Regions from separate parts of the Homo sapiens genome. Here region 1 is linked to region 2. Evidence: chromatin loops called from intact Hi-C (ENCODE). Cell type or tissue: GM12878. All regions are shown on one strand. Links, peaks and the distances in the headings refer to the core of each region. The heading gives the core; the rest is flanking DNA.

The links. Peaks named below come from ENCODE experiments on the same cell type or tissue, not always from the same donor. Only the 100,000 strongest peaks of a DNase experiment are listed, where the experiment ranks them.
Region 1: it touches region 2 in a loop (3-fold over the local background); 10 of 110 quality-filtered maps call a loop at or near these places.

The regions. Positions count from the first base shown.
Region 1 is chr18:69,957,650-69,962,273 of GRCh38, forward strand. It overlaps a transcript of CD226 not described here. Among named protein-coding and RNA genes, the nearest start is that of CD226, 12 kb to the left of the region's middle. In GM12878, for the core only: a CTCF peak has its summit at 2,219; no DNase peak of the experiment used is centred there; H3K4me3 peaks cover 807 bases; H3K27ac peaks cover 1,814 bases.
Region 2 is chr18:69,895,072-69,900,183 of GRCh38, forward strand. It overlaps CD226 (CD226 molecule), which reads right to left. Exons shown (of 6, transcript NM_001303618.2): 3 at 630-974. Among named protein-coding and RNA genes, the nearest start is that of CD226, 50 kb to the right of the region's middle. In GM12878, for the core only: no CTCF peak of the experiment used is centred there; DNase peaks (open chromatin) are centred at 1,550, 2,790 and 3,700; H3K4me3 peaks cover 1,432 bases; H3K27ac peaks cover 2,223 bases.

The DNA of each region.
Region 1 (4,624 bases), core at 595-4,594, 63 kb after region 2:
CTGCACATTTAATTATGCATCGCAGGTACAGGACTGGTCTCTTCTGCTGGACCACCGCATATACGAAAGCAAGGGAGAAGAAAGTGCAATACTGCCTCTCAAGACACAAGTGTTTACTAAGACTTATTGTGGGCCAGAGGTAGCCAGAGTAGCCTTCTCAAACACCTGCCTGACTCTCGTCACTCCCTTCAATGCCTCACTGTCCCCAAGAGAATATCCAAATGTCTTACTGACTTGCAAGGCCTGCGTCATTGATGACTGCCATTTTCCCAGTGTTATGTCTTATAAGTCTTCTGCTCACTCCTAGCCTTTATTGCTCATCCAACTTACATTGTGTAATTTGAGGACAATGCTCTAATGGGGCAGGGCCTTTGCACGTGGAGTTTCCTCACCTCTTATCCCTCTCCCATCCAGCAGGTCTCAGCTCCAATGTATCTTATACTCTCCCTGGGGCCCACATCTGTCCTGTGAGTTTCCTGAGAACCCCAAATATGTCCTCACTGAAATACTTGCCACATCCTATTATGCCTATTCACTCGCTGCATTTTTTACTAGAGCCTGACAGGCACTTCCAGGCCCAGGTAAAGTCTCTTATCCCTGCTCTATCAGATCCTTGCACAGGGCCCTTGACCATGCCAGGTGCTCAGTCAGCACTTGTAGAATAGGACGAAGCCATGCAATGACTTCCATCTGTAAGGTTTCCATATTGTGATCACAATCCCAATTCCATCTTGTTTCCAATCTGCCATCGTTGGGGCTGCTTTTTTGCCTCAATTTTCGATTTTCTCAAGGAAAAAGACAAAAACAGTCTTGACCCAAAACACCCACTGATTTTTGCAGGACACACCCAAAGACAAGTTTTCTTTTGAGTCAAAACTCTTCCTCAAAATTATTCAGTGGGCCCTGAAGTGAACCTCACACATCGGCTGAAACAGTCACCGTCTACCCACGTGGTTCACAATAGGGTGAATGCAAATCCTATCTATCGTGACAGTAGCTGCTGCTCATACCTACAGGGACCTAGCTTGAAAGTATCTTTTGCTTACTCCCTGACTCACAAAATGCAGATTGATACAGGCTGGGGGGTTTTCCCAAATTAGTTTTTCATGGTCACTCCCTAATTCAGTGTTCACAGGCAAACACACACACACACACACACACACACACACACACACACACATCCTTCTCCTTATCACCCATAATAAAGCTATTGCTATTTTGTTTTTTATTTTTATTATTTAGCTATTGCTATTTTTAAGGGAGGCACAATGGAGATACCTTTTGTTGTTTCTCTGTAGAGGTTTATCCTCTCTGGTTTATTTAGCTTCCTCTTGGAGGCTCTCGAAATATGGTAATAAATACAAAGAACCCAAGACTTAGCTTTGAATCATTTCCAAAGAAACACAGGCATCCCAGTATCTTGGCCCCAAGGATGCAACATTGTTCCCCCAACATGGTAACTACAGAATTTTACTCAGCAAACAGGGGAAATGTTGAAATATCACATGATCGATAATAAATTACAAAACAAACAATAAAAATAACCTGAGACAAATTAAATTGCCCTATCCCTCCAGAGAACAGATGTCCTAAATGTTCTAACCAGCAGAACAAATGGACGTAAAGAGGGAAAGCAGTGAGATAGAATGAAGATTACCACTCAGAGATCAACAAGAGCCCTCTCTCCAACATTTTTTCATGACCCTTGCAAAAGGCTTTTTGAACAACTTAAAGCAAAGACACTCTTCAACCTTACCAGTTGCTGACAGAAGCAGGAAACAGCAAAAGTCATCACATCCCTAGTTGCAGCATCGCATCAGCTACCTCCTTCCTCTTTTTTTCTAAGGTCACCAAGGCACTAACTTGCTGTTCTAACAAAGGGTAAGGAAAGAAAGAATCAAGCATTTGCTCTGCCTTTCCTGTACAAATTATAATTCAAGGTGACCCGAGTTTCTCTTTATAGGAAAATTCAGCTACTAAGTGGAAAAAACAATCATAGTTATTTTTTAAGTCACCATTTTGCAACCCCTATTAAAATAATAGATGGAGACAATTGTTAATAGATGCTAAAACCATGAGGTGGAAGGTTAATGGGGAACCCTATGATGAAACGTGCTGCTGACTGACGATACCTGAGCCCTCAGATCAGCCGTAATCTTGCTAAATATGGCACAGCCAGGCATGAGAGGGACTCCCAACACGATGCAGCAGGAAGAAAGCAGCGCCACCTAGGAAGTCCTCTTCCCCGAGTAGCTGAGCCTGAATGCAGCCAAGCCTCTAGAAGTAACCAGCAGTGCATAGAAAATGCAGGCAATGGCTGGGCACGGTGGTTCACACCTGTAATCCCAGCACTTTGGGAGGCCAAGGCAGGCGGATCACATGAAGTTCGAGACCAGCCTAGCCAATATGGTGAAACCCCGTCTCTACTAAAAATACAAAAATTAGCCAGTTGTGGTGGTGCACGTCTGTAATCCCAGCTACTTGGGAGGCTGAGGCACGAGAACCACTTGAACCTGGGAGGCAGTGGTTGTAGTGAGCCAAGATTGTGCCACTGCACTCCAACCTGGGTGACAGAGCGAGACTCCATCTTAAAAAAAAAAAAAAGAAAAGAAAAGAAAAAGAAAATAAAAAGAATACAGGCAATAAAAGACTGAGTTAAAGGACACTACGAGACCACAAGGAAGCAACGAACTGAACATAGAAAGCAGGAGCTACTGCAGAACAAACATCTCAGTTTCCTCCAGCAACAAAAGGCAATTATGATGAACACAACCAGTAAATGCCAAAAAGATACTTGACAATTTTCGTTGTTGTTGTTGAGATGGAGGCTTGCTCTATTGCCCAGGCTGGAGCACAGTGACACGATCTTGGCTCACTGCAACCTCCACTACCTGGGTTCAAGTGATTCTCCTGCCTCAGCCTCCCAAGTAGCTGGGATTACAGGCATGCACCAACACGCATGGCTAATTTTTGTAATTTTAGTAGAAACAGGGTTTTGCCTTCTTGGCCAGGCTCGTCTTGAATTCCTGACCTCAAGTGATCCGCCTGCCTCGGCCTCCCAAAGTGCTGGAATTACAGGCATGAGCCACTGTGCCTGGCCAGATACTTGATAATTTTAAATATCCTTTCCTGGGAAAGACTTACAGCAATTTTACAATTTCATCAGCATGATAAAGAAAATTTATGAGAAACTAACAGCAACCTTGATAGTGAGACACTAGAAAAATCTCAATTCAATTTTGAAATAAGACAAGGATGGCCACAATCACTGTCAATATTTAACATATTCTGGAGGTTTTAACTAAATGTAATGGATTTTAAAAAGGAATAGGAGCTGTAAACCTTGAAAATTATTTAAAATGTAGGATTTGTAGGTGATCCACCTAGAGAACATGGTCAAATAAAACAGAAAAGAATTTAATAAGCTGCCTAGCAAAATAATTTTATAAGACTCAGTAGCTTTATTGTATATCCTATCCAAAAGAACAGCAAAATTTACACGTGTATGTATATGTAGGTATAATTGTGTGCCTGTGTGAATATATATGAATGTACCTCAAGAATTTGTAGGATTTAAACAAAGAAATTTGCTAATTTATCAAAGGAAATAAAAGAAGTCTTGAATAAATGGAGGTATGTCCTATGCTCCTCTATGGCAAGACCCAATTTTGAGAATGCATCAAAAATATTTTTTTAGTTACCTGGAATTTTATACTCTTTTACATTATTAAGCAGGTCAGGCTATGAATGGCTATTCATGAGGCACTTATTGACGGCACTCTGCAAAAAGGTCTTCACCTAGTATATTGTGGAAATGTTATATGTTTGCACAATCAATCATTGAAGACCTTTTACAACACACATATCCCCATGAAAGTAAGCAATGGATGAACTGCTGTGAAAGGTGCTCCCTGGAGCAGAAATCCACACCCTGGTTCTTACCTGGTTTTAGCATTGCCAAGGGCCCAGCAAACTTCACCCACGACTCCCTTGGCCACTGTTCTTTTCTTCCTCCACTGTTTTTAGTCCCCCTCTCTTGAGGGTCTCAAGGTTTCAAGGAAATAAGTACTTACACACACACCTTAAGGACTCCAGACCTCAAGCATCAGGCCCGGGTAAGTGCTAAGTTCTTCTTTGGGAATTTTTCTAAATGACACCAGGAAGCAGCAGCCAGCAGTACAGCTATATGGACAAACAGGGACTTGCAGATACCCACTATCTCTTTCCCCCAGTCCCAGTTCCCTGACAAAGCTCATGCCTTTCTCCTCTGCATTCCACATCCCTTTCTGCTGCAACTATTTGATAACATTGCACACTGCATTGTGGCTACTTAGTAAAGTGGGCGAGAGCTGCCATCCTGTAAGTATAAGAGTGTGAGCTTTGCAGAGAGACTTGGGTTCAAATCCTGTTCCACGCCTGGCTAGCTGTGGGACCTCCAGTCCTCAGCACATTGATGGCAGTGCAGATCCCAGCTAGGCCACAGCTGATCGTCCAGGAAGGCAGCCCCCACCTCATGTTACCCGTGGCCCAGTGGGCTCCACTCTTGTCGGGGTCCACTGAGGGTCTTTTAACACTCTCAGTGTCAAAAAGGTTGTTTTGCCTCCTGAGCTCTCAATACTGCTGT
Region 2 (5,112 bases), core at 518-4,517:
TTATAGTATGTTTGGGGGTCCCTGAGGATCCCTGTGTCCCTTTTGGGGATCTGCAAGGTCAAACCTATTTTCCTAGTAATATTAAGATGCAACATCAGTCTGTTTCTGCATCCACATCTGAAAAAGACTGAGAGAAAAAAAGGCTCCTGTCTGGCAAACTGGCAACCGCATTCTCAAACACCTGCTGAAATGCACTCAACGCAGCCCTGCTTCAGCCATATCAACCTAGCACTGTCTTGTATTGCTGGGGTATGTGGGGATTCTAACACCTTATCACCACCATCAAAAATATTCATGTAATTGGGAAGATAGGAGTTCTACAGCTGAAACCTGAAGGCTGGTAATACCATATGTTTTTCAGCCCTTTACGAATTTCTTTTTTAAGCTTCAGGATGGTGGCAGATAAGAAAATTGGAAAGATTTTTATTGCTGTATCTGATTGATGGATTCACAAGATAAAGAAACCCTCAATACTAGAATAATGGCCAACTCACCTAAATTCAGCCATTTAAAAAAATGCTGAATATGCGCATTAAATGAACATGTTTACCATAAATAAAAACAGAGACCAGCCCACGGGGCTGGCTTTTTCCATGTTTGATACCAGAAGATGTCTGGTGCTCACTCACCCTCGGCTACAGTCAATCTCATCACGAAGGTTTCGTTTTCTCCTGCGCTGGCCTGCAAGTAGCAGCGGTAAAGCCCCGAGTCTGAGACTGTGACATCGGGGATGACGATGACGCTCCACCTTCCGTGGCTGCAGTTGCTCACTATTTGTCTTGGGAACTTGGAGGTGAAATTTCTGCCATGGACCAAGTTGCAGTAAGTTAAGAGGTCGATCTGACGGGGCTGGATCTTTTCCCACCTCACTGCCTGCACAGGCCACGTCATCTGAGGCTGACAAGTGAGTGTGACATTCTTTCCAGGTTCCGAAACAATGTGGCTATTTGATGGCACAGCTGCCTCAAAACTATCTGAAAAGAAGAAGCAAATGATTAGATACAGGTTGTCAAATTTTGGGACACCCAACTGGAAGATACTTAATCATAAAAATAATTGGTGATGTTACCTAACACAGTTCTTCCGTTGTGAATGACCTCTTTATACTACTTTTTTTTTTTTTTTCCTGAGACGGAGTCTTGCTCTGTCACCCAGACTAGAGTGCAGTGGTGTGATCTCGGCTCAATGCAACCTCCACCTCCCAGGTTCACGCCATTCTCCTGCCTCAGCCTCCTGAGTAGCTGGGACTATAGGCGCCCGCCACCGCGCCCGGCTAATTTTTTGTATTTTTAGTAGAGACGGGCTTTCACCGTGTTAGCCAGGATGGTCTCAATCTCCTGACCTTGTGATCCGCCCACCTCGGCCTCCCAAAGTGCTGGGATTACAGGCATGAGCCACCGCACCCAGTTGTGAATGACACATTCTTGTAAGAGAAAGGGTTTTTTTTGTTTTTTGTTTTTTGTTTTTAAGTCCGGGAGATAAATAGAAAAGAGGATATGATTGTTCACACATAGTTCCATAAGTGTTACTTGGTTAACCATGTAGTGAGAAACACAGCCAAAACCCCTGGTGCTTTTCTTGGTATCATATCAAGAGGCTGAATTTTACAAAGAGACTGTTAGGCAATAATGCTGGGCTGGTGTCTCTGACACTGACCTACAGTATCAAATGTTCAGGTTATAATCATTCTGGCTAAGATTCTGACAGTTATGAAAAAGATACCAAATCATTCTCACTGAATATACACATGATCTCATTCTTCAGATATACAGGGTTGTCTTACACATGGGTAGAGTAGGGCCCCACATGTGGTATCAATTCTTGATACCATGAAAGTCCAGTATTCTCCCACCTTCCTCACACCATTTCTGGAATTCCTACCATAAAGTACTCAGTAATTGTCACTAAATATCTAAGTCCATGGTCCTTAGAGTGTGTTTGGGGGCCCTGGGCATCTCTGTGTCCCTTTAGGGGATATGCCAGTTCAAATCTATTTTCCTAGTGATATTGAGAGGAAATTCCCCCTCTTCACTCCAGTTCTCTCACAGGTATACAGTAGATATTTCCAGAGGCTCTGCCAGCTAGTGGTATGCATGCTTGAAAATTCTTGTGTTTTAAATTTTGCTCAATATTGATTTCTAATACAGTAAACATGACAGATATAGCGTACATAAACAAACACTCCCTGAGGGCCTTCAGTAATTTTTAAAATAGCATAAAGGGGTCTTGAGACCAAAAAGTTTGGGAACCCGATCTAAAGAATAAACTGTGGTAACTCTTTCTTAAAATTAAGATAACCCAGCAAGGTAACAAGTGGATCTATTTATTAGTGATGAACACCTTCTTTCTTCTGATGGCATCACTAATGCCAACAAATCCTGACCTGCTATTTCAGTAGAGTGAGGCCTGGGCAGTAATGATGTCACAAAACTCTCTGGCACTAAGGGAGAAATGCAAAAAGTGGGAAGTCATCTGTCACTTCAACTATGTGACAGTTTCACTCAGGACTGGCCCAGGAGCCATTGTCTTGGCATACAAACAAAAGAAAAAAGAAATAGAGAAAGAGAGAAAGGAAGGAGGGAAGGAGAAAAAGAAGAGAGAAAAAGAAAAAAGGAGGGAGGAAGAAAAAAGGAAGGAAAGGAGACAGAGAAACAAAAGAGATGTCACATTTCGAAAGAGAGAATGAAAGCAAGTCTAAAGTGCAGTAAGATTTGCCATCTATTGAACTAGAATATCATGGCTACGATAGTTTCAGCCGCACCAAAAACTAGCTTCTCATCTTCAGCATGCGGTTCCATGTGTCAAAATGTTGTAAAAAGAAAACCACAGCACTCCAGCTTTCTCCTCTGTACAACCGTTTACCAAAGGTAGCACTTTACCCACATAACACACACCCGGAAAACATTTCGTCTCTAAGTAATAAAGCAACACAAGAAAAGGGGAAGAAAGAAAAGCAAAGGAAGAAAATTCATTAAAAAAGGGAAAAAAGGAAATAAAAGCTTAAAAGAAACAAAAGGAAAATTAAAATAAAAATTAAAACAGGGAAAGGAAGACGTGAGAAAAGAAGGAAATGCGTGACAACATAAAATCAGATGCTAGCACACCATGTGGAGAAATGAAAGAACATAAAAGAAATGAAAAAAAGGAGGAGAAATCGACTTTCATGTGAGCCCTTCTGGTCCCTGGGAAGTAAGAGGCAGCGTGAATGCGTGTCCTCAGTGCTCACACGCACAACTGTTTTGTGTTTTTCTTCTTCTTCTCTCTGGATGCCGCCCCGTCCAATCTCAGGAGTTTCCTTTGTCTGCCTATCTAACCAAAACCATGCTGTCAGGCCCCCGTGAACCTGCCGACTCAGGTAGAAACAGGGGTCTACTCATAGCCGTGTCTGCATTTTCACAAAGGACAATGCAGGAAGCAATGGGGAAAATCCTAGAGGGGATGCAGCTGTCTTTGGGGAGCAAAGTGCAGGGAGGTTACAGCAGAGGCTCCATGTGAGGACCTAGACCCGCCTCTCAATAGACTCAGCCTGGAGGTGAAAGAAGTGGTTCCCAACCCTAGAGCCAGGTGGTTCAGAAGCTCAGAGTAGCCCCTGATTAACCTTTCCTGACAAACAGAGTAACTGATTGGTGTTAGATGAAAATCAAGACCTATTACGAGGTCGGCCAAACCTGCCTTGCCTCAGATATTGCTTGTGGCTTCTCAGACCACAGGCTCTTCCTGCAAAGCTCAGTGGAAGGCAGCTCAAAATGACCTTGAAAAGAACTGCCAGAAAGAGCCCACACAAACAAGAGAACCGTGGGATCCTGATGAACTTGGAATTGGAAAGTGGATTCACGTGAAACAGACCAAAATGTCGTAGTTAATTGGGAAGAAAAAAATTTGATTTCAATAAAACAAATACAAATAATGAAAACCAGCTTATACTTATATGTAGCTACGTATTAATACTTAGAATAAACATTGAATAGACTGTGTTGTTTTCCCATGATTTTTATTGCAGGATATCATGATTAAATATTCTCTATTTTGTATGTGGCTTCTCTGGCTTGACCACAAATCATCCTTGGAAATTATTTCAGTGCTTCATCACTTTTCCAACCACTGCTCATGTCCTGGGTACCCCAAACATTGCTGGGTACATCTTCACATCATGCCACTGCCCCTGCCCACTAGCGCCTCCCTGGCTACTGACCTGTCCTCCTCACCATCCTCACTGGTCAACAGTTCTGCATATGCAGTTTGAGCAGCTCTGCAAAATCCTTCACCCACTTCACAAAACCCTGAGTCATTTTACTGTCAGCTTCGTAAACCCAAGCCTCTGTATAGCTAGACCATTTTACACTGCTCTGTACTTAGCACCTAGAACCATGCTTGGCATAAAGTAGAGAAGTCAATCAATATTTTTTGGATAAAAAATTTGCCAACCTAAAGAATGGGAGGAAATATTTGCAAACTATGCATCTGACAAAGGTCTAATATCCAGCATCTATAAGGAAGTTAAGCAAATTTACAAGAGGAAAACGACCCCATTAAAAAGTGGGTAAAGGACACAAACAGACACTTCTCAAAAGAAGACATATACGTGGCCAACAAGCATATGACAAAAAGCTCAATATCACTCATCATTACAGAAAGGCAAACCAAAATGACAATGAGACACCATCTCATACCAGTCAGAATGGCTATTACTAAAAAGGCAAAACATTACAGATGCTGGTGAGGTTGCAGAGAAAAGGGAACACTTATACACTGTTGGTGGGAGTGTAAATTAATTCAACCATTGTGGAAAGCAGTATGGCAATTCCTCAAAGAGATAAAAGCAGAACTACCATTTGACCCAGCAATCCCATTCCTGGGCATATACCCAGAGGAATATAAATCATCCCACTATAAAGACACATATGTACATGAATGTTCACTGCAGCACTAATCACAATAGCAAAGACATGAAATCAACCTAAACGTCCATCAGTGACAGATGGGATAAAGAAAATGTGTTACATATTCATCATGGAATACTATGCAGCCATAAAAAAGAATGAGATCATATGTTTTGTGGGAACATGGATGCAGCTGGAGGCTATTATCCTCAGTAAACTAATGCAGGAATTG